2 separate regions of the Homo sapiens genome follow, and region 2 is linked to region 1. The links are chromatin contacts, found by Hi-C or POLR2A ChIA-PET in ENCODE. All regions are on one chromosome and are shown on one strand. The core of a region is the stretch at or near the end of the contact, and the rest is flanking DNA. Distances in the headings are between cores, read along the strand shown. Region 1 overlaps GNAQ (G protein subunit alpha q). Region 2 has its middle 24 kb from the start of CEP78.

What was found. A loop is a pair of places that touch in the nucleus more often than their neighbours do. ChIA-PET counts read pairs that join two places held with the same protein, here RNA polymerase II (POLR2A). Pooled maps may share reads with other maps.
Region 2: a loop to region 1 is called in a map of GM12878, with 2.1 times the contacts of the local background. The contact joins two enhancer-like sites. A Hi-C loop is called at or near these places in 1 of 168 maps with a recorded cell type or tissue (GM12878), 1 of 37 single-sample maps with no recorded cell type and 7 of 50 pooled maps. POLR2A ChIA-PET finds 5 or more read pairs at or near these places in 1 of 52 experiments (activated CD8-positive, alpha-beta memory T cell).

What each region holds. Positions count from the first base shown.
Region 1 is chr9:78,001,833-78,007,318 of GRCh38, forward strand. The region is part of intron 1 of GNAQ (G protein subunit alpha q); the gene reads right to left. Among named protein-coding and RNA genes, the nearest start is that of GNAQ, 27 kb to the right of the region's middle. Within about 2 kb of position 3,264, at least 2 of the 41 ENCODE cell types and tissues checked have a DNase peak (open chromatin) inside an H3K27ac peak, as active enhancers do.
Region 2 is chr9:78,209,690-78,215,364 of GRCh38, forward strand. No RefSeq gene overlaps it. Among named protein-coding and RNA genes, the nearest start is that of CEP78, 24 kb to the right of the region's middle. RefSeq lists an enhancer at 1,308-1,627. Within about 2 kb of position 1,327, at least 4 of the 41 ENCODE cell types and tissues checked have a DNase peak (open chromatin) inside an H3K27ac peak, as active enhancers do.

The DNA of each region.
Region 1 (5,486 bases), core at 2,014-4,513:
AGGACTAAGATTTCAACTAGGAGTATTCTACTACACAAGTTCTAAGAGGATTCTACTTACAAACAAGCTCATATAGCCTCTCCAGGTCACTCTAGATGAGGACTGTATGCTTACTTCATCACAATTTTCTATTTCAAATGAAGTCACACTTGTGAAAGGGCATCATAAAGTAAAAAGGTTGTAAATTTATCCAGAAGATAAAGATTTGTCAATATAAGGCCATTAATGAAAAACCTTGATGCCATTTTTCTGTGATTTGCACTTTTTTCTTTGCATTCCTTTGACATTAGCAGTCAACCATTCCACATAATATTATTCAGTTAAGTGATGTGAATTAATCAGAGGAAGACATATTTCCTCCCCATGTGAACTAACTGAGAAATAACCCCCTTATCATTTACTCCCCTAAGCCACCTCACAGAAAGAATCTATGCACAGAGATTATACCAGTTGTCAAAGATTGAAAGGAGTCAAAGTCAAGAGGATTGTGAAATTAATATTTAAAATATTTACAGACACAAAGAGAAGAACACACCCCCACACAGAGACACACAACCACAAGAAAGATACGCTGAAAAAGAATCAAGAATTCTCATCTGGTTGCTAGTTTTACTAGCAGACAGTGGCCTCTCCCATTAACTTCAGGGCCCCTCCAGACACCAAACCAGCCCTTGGTACAGAGCCAAACAATGTCTACAAGGTCCTTGATCTCCGCGTGGCCTTTTCTAAGTCAGCTGACTTTTCAAAGGATGACCTAGAAAACTGTACATTCTCTGTGATATTCCCTAACCACACTGACCCACAATCTTACCCGCAGGTAAATTTCTACATCTGACAGGGACTGCATCTTTTCAACTAGGAATCTGAACCCACAACTTATACAATATGATAGCATGAAGGAATACATGAAATTAGGACTGAATGGAAAAAAATCAAAGACATCCAACTGTCATTGAATATCCCTTAATACTTACAATTGGTTTTCTATCATCATATCAACTACCTTTTCTCCCCACCTAAATGACTAATTCTTTGAGGGCCGGTAGAAAATGTCACATTTCCTTTCAGTCTACCATAGCATCTAGTACAGAACGAGATACACAGGAGGTCTCAAACAAATACATAGTAGTTATTTCATATTAAAAATCAAAAGAAAGCTCCATATAAGAAGTTTTCAAAACACTAGATTTTATGAGTCAAAGAAAAAATGAAATTTGGAAAACGGTATTCAAAATAAAAAGAGCTTTGATAATGTAGAGGAAATTTAGCAACCAAGTTAAAAGATTTGTTTTAGCCTTATAATTCAAAACCAAATTTGTGTCTGTATTACAGGAAATCCATCCAAATATAAAGGAGAATGTCCAAAAAGAAAAAAGAAAGAACAGAAATCCCTCAAGGAATGAAAAGTGCCTTCAAGAGGGAAAATTAGATGAGAGAGCACTAGCTATCTCCAAAGTTTCTCACCAGAATTCTTTCTCTTGAGCCGTATTCTCTATCTTCATCTTAAAAATAAACAGAACCCAGAAGTCCTTGATGGGGTAATTTTTGCTGTCTTCCATAGTATTCTTCTCTCTTGTACCTGTTAGCACTGACCAGTGAGGACAAGGCCACTGATACCTTCAGAGATGACGAACCAGGAAGAAGGCTTTTGTGTTACAGAATCTTTATCTTAGACACTGAGACTAAAAATGACAAGCTGCGGCCGGACACAGTGGCTCACACCTGTAATCCCAGCATTTTGGGAGGCCGAGGCGGGCAGATCATTTGAGACCTGGAGTTCAAGACCAGCCTGGGCAACATGGCGAAACCCCTTGTTTACTAAAAATACAAAAAATAAACTGGGTGTGGTAATGCACGCCTGTAATCCCAGCTACTGGGGAGGCTGAGGCACGAGAATCACTTGAACCGGGGAGGCAGAGGTTGCAGTCAGCCTAGATAGCGTCATTGCACTCCATTCTGGGCTTTAGAGCAAGACTGTCTAAAAAAAAAAAAAAGAAAAAAAAAAGCTGGAGTCCGAACTGCACCATAAACTGCACTTGTAACACTTTGCCAAAGTAGAAAGTACCAACAATCAACTCACTCATTGAGCAAACAAAAAAGCATAATATGCACTAAATGCTATTAGAACACAAGACAAATTACATATCCTGCCTTCAGGGATCTGACAGGTTGCTATGGAGGAACAAATGTGTATAAATCATCACAATTACAAGATGGGGCTGAATTTGCCCTAGCCACCCAAAGCTGACCTCCAACTACAGGTATCTGCACCTCGCTGCCTGAGGACTTTTCTCCAAGGTAGGGATGGCCACCCGAGAAGCCAAAGGTGGCAGGAATTGACAGCCCCCAACTAATGACCATCCAAAGTTGGTATATAAATACTCCAGTTGGCTATGACTGAGCCACTGAACTGCAGCCTGGACGACAGAGTAAGACTCTGTCTCAAAAAAAAAAAAAAAAAATTAATTAAGTTAAATGCTCCAGCTACCTTACTCTTCAGGTGGGACAAATTTACAGCATCACCATTCTCCGAAGTGGGGTCTCTGGACCCATGCCAACAGCATCATTATCACCAGGTGCTCATGAGAAATTCAGACTCTCAGGTCTCACCCCAGACCTGAGTCTGAACCTGCATTTTAACAAGGTCCCCAGGAGATTCTCATGAACATGAAAGTTTGAGAAGTCCTGCGTGACATCATCTCCCAGAGCTTCTCCCCAAGCTTGACCTCCAACTGCCCATTGCCATTAGTGGTTTAATAATGCACCTTTATTGGCTGCCTTCCCTTAGCTATCTCACTTCTCCACTTGCATACCAATACCTCCTGCACATATCAAAAAAACTCAGACATAAACAAACATAAAACGTCATAGGAGTCAACAGAAACTTTGACCACTAGAGGGATCAGAAAAGGCAATGAGAAAGAGGCACCATTTAACATGGGTTTTGAAACACGGTAGGATTTGCACAGAGAGCGATGGAGGAAAAAGCATCCTAGGGGTGGGAGAGAAGAGAGGAAAGCAACAAATATCTGAGGAGGGGAAGGAAAAGGGTTAGTGTCCTCATTTGGCTAAACTGTCAAATACCTCAAGGCAAGCAGTAAGGAATAAGGCTAGAAGAGGGGGTGGGATCAGATAAACTTGACTGACAGATAAACATATCTGGCCTTTATTTCACAATGAATGCAATGTAATTAATGGTTTGGAGAGATGACAAAACTACAATTTTTCTCTTTTTCTGAGACAGGCTCTTGCTCTATCACCCAGGCTGGAGTGCAGTGGGGCAATCATGACTCACTGCAGCCCTCACCTCACGGGCTCAAGCGATCCTCCCACACCCCATGTAGCTGGGACCACAGGTGGGCACCACCACACCCAGCTAATTTTTGTATTATTTGTAGAGATGGTGTTCTTCATGTTGCCCAGGCTGGTCTTGAACTCCTGGGCTCAAGCAATCTGCCCGCCTTGGCCTCCCAAAGTGCTGGGATTATAGGCATGAGCCACTGTACCCACCCAACTGTAATTAACATGGGTTAAGAAAAGTAACCAGAGAGCAATGTGAAAAATGTAGGAAGGGTGGGGAATTAGTGTCTAGAGTGCTCCCCATTGTCTGGGGAAGCGGGAGTTTGCCTTGCCTCATGTGAAGAAGGAGGCCCAATACTAACCAAAGGGTAAATAACTGAGCGTTCTATGTGTGCATAATAATGTCTTACTCACAGTAGTTACCAAAACATATCACGGAAGAAGCAAAATAATAATCACATCAGTGTGCATCTGGATAGTGATCTGTTTTCAAGGAACTTTTACCAACACCATCCCATGTGATCCTCCCAACAAACTTGGTGCAGTAGTGCATGGGTCAAGGTTGCAGTGCCAATACTCTAGCCCAGAGCACTCCACCTTAACCAAGTAGAGGCCTTCAGCAGTTGATGATGGGTATGTGTTAGGCATCCCCACGACTACTCCCCAGGCTCAATGATTCACCTGGAAGACTCGCCCGTCTCAGCATATAGTTGTATCATGGCTACAATGTATTACAAGAAAGCAAAATGCAAAATCGGCCAACGGAAAAGGGTATGGGATGAAGTCTGGAAGAAACTAGACACAAGCTTCCATGGGTCCTCTCCAAGTGGGGTCACATTTAATGCTGCCAACAACCAGTTGTGACAATAAACATGAAATGTCTTAAGTTATTGCACGCAGGCTTACTATGTTAACTCTTTCCTGTACGGGGTCACAAATGGATTCCTGGAACGTGAGTTCTAATAATGCTATTGATTTAAATGCCCTAGCTAATTCCCAGAGGTAAACTGTCATAAATAGGAATTTGAGGGACTTAGTGCAGGTTGGGTATGTGAAATATACATGCAATTTGTTCTAATCTGTCAGTTAATTTCAGAGAATAACACAACATAAAACAAATCCATTATGTGTGTGATAAGAAATATAATTACCTATTTCTATCTGGCTGCAATTATGTCAATAAAAAAGAAGTATACTGCCCCCTGCCCCATAAGATCTCAATTCAGTAGGACTGTCTTCAACTGAGACATAGGATCAACCAAAAACACTGTCTTGTACACACATACCAAAAAATCTTAGAGAAAAATACTCTATCAGGCAATAAGAAGTAAACCTACTGTTGCTTTCCCCACTGTTCTCAGCATATCCCTAATTGGTACTACCAAAAAAAATAAATTATCTGCAATCCCAGGACTAAAACCTTTCCAAGCATCATTCAAACTAGGATAGTGTTTGTTCTTTCATTTCCTTCATTTGATCATGCTTTCAGAAACAATGCTTATCTTAAGGTCTCCTGAAATACGCCTTTTGGAAATTTACTGCAAAGTTATGATGGAAATTGAGTTGTTTTCATATGTGTGTTTAGAACTGTCTAAATGTAACAAAGTCGAGTTTGAGACTTCTAACTCACAAATAGAAGATTTTGCAATGTAATGCACAATTTTCTTAACCTCAGAGATATGGCCTTGGCTTGATGGGGTAAAAGATCACATGAGGTTACTGGATGCATTTCTTGGCCTGTCAGGAGTTCATTTCAGTTCTTTGCTAGTGAGGTTTAGCATTGTGTGTGATGTTAGTCCTCATGAAAATGAGAGATGAGCCAAGTACTCTTTGCAACCTGGAATTGTTCAGCTTCACCAGAGTACTTAGCCAATGCAAGTTCTTCCCACTGTGCAATCTAGGGCTATTCTGATGACTGGTTCTACATTCAGAAGTCAGACTGCACTTGTACCTAAAAAGTAGTAGTACAGAAACTAAGTCTTTATGGTTTCAAGATAGGTGACATTTGCCTCTAACGTATTCATTACACAAGGACTAAAAGGCAAGGAACAACCATTAGAGAAAAGGCATGCAAATAAAAGAATTGATACTAATATTTGTCCCTTATCTTTCATTTTCAGCTGGGAAAGTACAAGTAAAGAGCAATCTAAAAGCTTTTTTTTTTTTTGCAAAGGACACTTAAAAAC
Region 2 (5,675 bases), core at 77-2,576, 210 kb after region 1:
CTGTGGATGAGCCCAAGAAGCTCATGGAAGAAGTGGAAAAGCTGATCCATACCTTCAAAGATTTAGTAATGACGACATCAATGAGAAATCAAATGAGGATCTGGTTTCCATAGGGCCACCAATGAATAATATCTCAAGAGTAAATGAATATTGCGGGTGGCTAGTAAATGGCAGTTGCAATGATATCACCTGCAAATCCTTCAGGTTTATACCTGATATGAAATTATGATTATGTGACAAGAGCAAATCTTTCTTTTTTTTAATTTTATTATTATTATACTTTAAGTTTTAGGGTACATGTGCACAACGTGCAGGTTTGTTACATATGTATACATGTGCCATGTTGGTGTGCTGCACCCATTAACTCGTCATTTAGCATTAGGTATATCTCCTAATGCTATCTGTCCCTCCTCCCCCTACCCCACAACAGTCCCCGGTGTGTGATGTTCCCCTTCCTGGGTCCATGTGTTCTCATTGTTCAATTCCCACCTATGAGTGAGAACAAGAGCAAATCTTTCTTATGCAATTGGCTGTTCCTTGAAGATTTTGACTGAGGAATCAAGATACAATATATATTGCACTTCAAAGTGAGTTGCTAAAACAAAATACAAATTTTCAAAATAAGTATCTGAACACCAATGACAGAACTCATCCCTCACACACATTAAAAATACAAAGAGGATGAAGTACATGGAGGTTGAAGGTGAAACTGGGAGGAGGATTTTGGAGATAGATGTTGGAGTGCTAGATACCTCAACAAGGGTGAGGAATAGAAGATGTTTCCCACTTAACGGTTTTAAGGAGCCCACATAGAGAATTCAAGATGTGCTACATTCAGTTTAAGGCAGCAGTGTCCAATCTTTTGGCTTCCCTGGACCAAAAGAAAGAATTGAAAGACAATTGAAAGAATTGTCTTGGGCCATACATAAAAATATACTAACAGCAGCTGATTAGCTTTAAAAAAAATTTGCAAGCAAATGTCATAATGTTTTAAAAAGTTTATGAATTTGTGTTGAGCTGCATTCAAAGCTATCCTGGGCTGCATGCAGCCCATGGGCCACAGGTTGGACAAGCTTGATTTAGGGGACTATACTTGTGTCTGATTCCCACTAAGAAATGTAAACACAGTGAGATAGAAGTATTTAGAAGCTGATCTAGGAGAGGTGGCTGTGGCCAAAGAAAGTGTATTTCCTGAGGAAGAGGTTTGTACCACTCTTGAGAGGCAGGCAGTCTGGGAGCATCAAGAATCTTTCTGAGGGCTATCTGAAGACTAAGAGAACATCAGAAGAAGGAAGCTAGCTGTGGGTCACTGGATGGTGAGAAGTCGCAAGAGGAGCTGCCAGTGACCAGCTAGAAGAGACATCATTTCCCACATCAAAGAAACGGAAAGAGAAGCATCCCCCAACAATGGCAGCTTTCATGATAACCCACAAAAAATGCACATAAGAGAAAAAAACAGCTTCACGCTCCAGCAAGCAGAAGCCATCCACTGACAACATCAATCAAATAAGAACTTTCTCGCCCTTTTCACTTCCTTTCCCACCTTGCAGTTCCAGCCTGAGGAAGCCAAGACAGACTTTTACAGGTGGCCTAATCATAGCCTTGATGGGCAGATGGAGGGAAAGTGCTATGGGTAGGATGGAGAAGTCGACCTTGTCCTGAAACAGTACCACAGTGGGAAAGGCAGGATGATTGACCTTTGAACGAAGATTAAAATTTTGATCATCGCGTGGGACTATAGGAGTTTTCAATCAGGAGAGAGGAAGAACGAAACAGTTAAAGGGGCACTGGGAAATAAGAAATTGTTTTACAGTTATATCACATGAGTTGTCTTTATTCCACATAGTGGCTACACAAAAGAGGGCTTTTCAAATGCCCGTATCCTTTGACTCAGTCATTTCACTGCAGAGAAAGTGTCCTGCTGTAGCTTTGTAGTCGAAAGCAGCTTTTTTGCTTGTTTGTTTATTTGTTTTCAGGATAGATGTTCATCTTTGCTCTTGGAATGTTACTCTGAGGTTTTCTTGGTTAGGCAAATCTAAAGAAGGAATGAAGACTCCATTGTCTGGTAATTAAGATATACTAAGACTTCCATCTCCAAAGGAAAATGGAGCAATACTCTCCCCATGCCAGCCTACCTTTATGAATTAAAGAGGTCCATGAGGCTAGGTTGAGAGCCAGTAGGAGGCTAGCCAATAGAGTCATTGAAATAAATTAACCATGGTACTTCTGGAGAAGTGGTTATCCCTATAAACCCAAAGCGCTAAAGCCTGGGACTCCGGCCTATTCCAGCCCATGAGAGTATAATACAGTGGGGTTGCCTTCTCTTGCAAGAGTGCCGAGGTTACGGAAGGGCTCTGGTCCAGCCCAACAGGGAGCTCCAGCAGCTTCAGAGACACCTTCCCTGTGTAGCAGTTTTTACCTTCATGAGGCCCAGACTTTCAGGTGGGAGAAATTTAATGGAGGGCCTTGGGACTTCTACCTTAGTGACTCAACCAAGTCCCAGTGCCATCTTACCCGGCACTTATTTCAGCTCCAAGGGACAGTAATACCACAGCCTTACTGTGGTTCCATCCCCCGACCTGGGGCCAGGGTGCCTTAGATGCTTTACAGGTGGCAGGATGAGCACCTTAAAGGGACTTCAGAGGGGTATCATGGGTGCCTTATCTCTGAACACAACCTATGCCTTCTAATGCACTTTCTCAGCACTACAGCTGCTCCATGAGTGTGGGACTTCACTGCAACTTCTACACCTCCCACCCAAAGCTAGTGTGTAGTGGGCAATGGCCCTGCCACAGGGTCAGCACACCAAGGCCCTCAGAGTCCCACGCTGGGACTCCTTCTTCTCAAGGCATCTGCAAGACTAGTTCTCACAGAGATAAGGTGACAACCTCTGCTTAATAACCATCTTTAAGTGTATGAGCCTGCTATTTTATTTTAACTTCAGTATTACTTCCCTGCCTTACACAGGTGTAAAATTTCAATCCCCTGGCTACCCTTTTATGGCTTGATGGGCATTTAAGATGACCTCTCTGTGGTTCAGTTTGGCCCAGAATTGTTTACTTGCATCTTTGATGAAGAGGAATTTTGTTTACAGCCTCTAGGCTTCATTCAGGCAGACCCTATTTCCAAACAATCCTTTTACAGAGGTAACTGGGAGGCACTAAAGAAAAAGCATGTCACTTAAGTAGGGAACTCATACTGTTGCAGGGGATTATGGATTATTTCTTGTGGAAAGTAAAAAAAAAAAAAAAAAAAAAAAAAAAAAAAATGCTCTCCTTGTGCTGAGAAGTGTTGGGAAGGACAAAGAGTAGGCCAAGTGGGAGGGCTCAAAATGAGCCTGTTCTCATCTCACTTCTGTGGAAGAGCCAAGCTTTTCAGTAAACCACATGAGATTACTAAGGCTAGTGCTTAACTTGGGGTTCATGAGGTTTGTAGGCTCTAGCCAATTCTGAATTTCAGTTCTTTCACTGAAGTTGTGTGAAAGTATTGAGTTTATATGAGTGTTTTCTGGGAAAAGACTTGATTCTCAAGGAGATTCATGATCTCACAGCTTCAGACTCTTGCTATTTGAAAGTGTGATCTGAGAATTATCTGTACGGAAAACACCGTATTTTTTAAAATGTAGGTACCAGGCCCACTCATTCAGAACTTTTTTTGATAAATAACAAATAATTTTTTTAGTATCAGTAGTTGCAAATTATTGCAAGGATCATACTTATACTAAAAAGTGTATTCATTGTTTATCTGCAATTCAAATTTAACTAGCTGTCCTGTATTTTGATTTACTAAATCTGGTAACCCTAACTGATAATGGGATGGAAGAAACTCCTTTTTTTAAAAAGAACCTCAATGCAAGGGCTGTTTTTTCATAAATAAAATTAATACTATACCACTGATCATTGGACAAGTGAGATTATATCACTTGTTCACTAAGGCCTGGAATATACTTCTAGTCCCAGCCTAGAGAGGATTTTTACAGTCATTGGAAGCAACCATGTGCTTTATATCATAGAGTTTTGCAATGTACAGTGACCAGGGGAATAAGTTTTCGTTTGTGCACTCCAACCTTGGAATTTCTGACATTACTGATGTCTCTTTGTGGTCTTAAACCAAGAAGTCTGGTTAAAAAGTTGCTAAGGATGGGTCAAGAAGGCAGCGTTTTCCTTTCTGTTTTAGAGCAGACGCTAATAACCACCCTTTTGGTAAAGGAACATTGCCACCTAGTAACAGAATCAAGTATTTTCCTCTGGGCTCCAGACAAAGGATTGACTCCAACTGCACATTTTCAAGTGCACACGTTTGTGAATTTGGGTTTTGGTTGCCTTCCACTTAGCATTCAGCATTTGTAAGCTTTCCACAGAATGCAGGGAGAAAAAGCCATTTGTCAGTAGAGCCTCAGTTTGTAAGAGGCAAGTGGGAAGGCTTTTAAAAAGGCCAGCAATATCAGTAAGAATGGATTCTCCTTAGTATATACTGGCAAATAGGAGAATAAAACAAGCAAAACTGAGTGGATTTTGTGGAAAGAAACTTCTTTCTGCCAAAAACTGTGTGGATGGAATTGCTATTTATGTTGCAATTTGTAAAATGACTGAGTTTTTGATGCATGCACAAAGCTGAAAAAAATTACTAGTAAATAGTACATAGAATCTCATGTATAAAAATAACCTTACTCAGAAGCATTAAATTTGGCCCCCACTTGAGATCTGAGGATCAACTAAGTGCTCCCTAAGTCCAGCTAATTCTGCAGTCTTAAAACCCATACCATGGATTCATGGTCTCACGGTCTCACGTGTGTTTCTAATATAAGGGATAAATCTTGCCATCACAAAAAAGAAACTATTTAGTTAGAAATTCCCAAGTGTTAGAAGTAGGGCTTTTTTTTTTGTCTTCTTTTGCTTAGTAAGGGGGCTATCACTATTCAAAAAAATTCAACTTACAAATTTAATAGTCACTCTTGGCTTAATGCCACCTGTTTTAATAAATAGGCCCTTGTGAGCTGTGGCAACAAGGATTGTGTTGCTGTTATAAATATTTACTGTCCCTTACTTGATGCTGAAAAATCCAGAGTCCAGAGTAGCGTAGTCTTACAGTTGGTTACTAAGTATGGAAGTGTTTTGCAAGTTTATACAACCTCCATCAATGAGGTTATTTTACATATTAAGAGAAAAAAAAATTTGAACATTTTAACTTTCAATTAAAACAGTCACCTATTACTTCTTGAACACTTAAAATAAGCCAGACCTTGAGCTACAAGCTTACATAAATGAGATGGGTATCATAATGCCCATTTTACGGATGTAGTTTGGAGAATTTGAGGAATTTGGCTCAGATCACACAACTAGTAAGTGTCAGAGTTACACTTCTGTGCCACTGGTTGGTCCTCCAGAGGCCCGGAGAGCTACCTTACCAGCAAAAGAAGTAGTTAAATTCTTTCAGTACTTAGCTACATCTTTTCTTAAGCCAGGCTGAAGCTGGTAACACCTATGTATCTAGCCAAACTGCTTCATACTATGTCCAGAGAGAAGGATGGTTGAACTCAAAAGAAACCCATAGCAAGATCACCAGGTCGTGATCGCATGACAAAAGGTGACCCTACCACAGGAGATTCCAAATGTCTCAGGTAGGTCTGTGGACATTGGGTAATGTTCCGGGAATTGAATGTTACATAACAAACC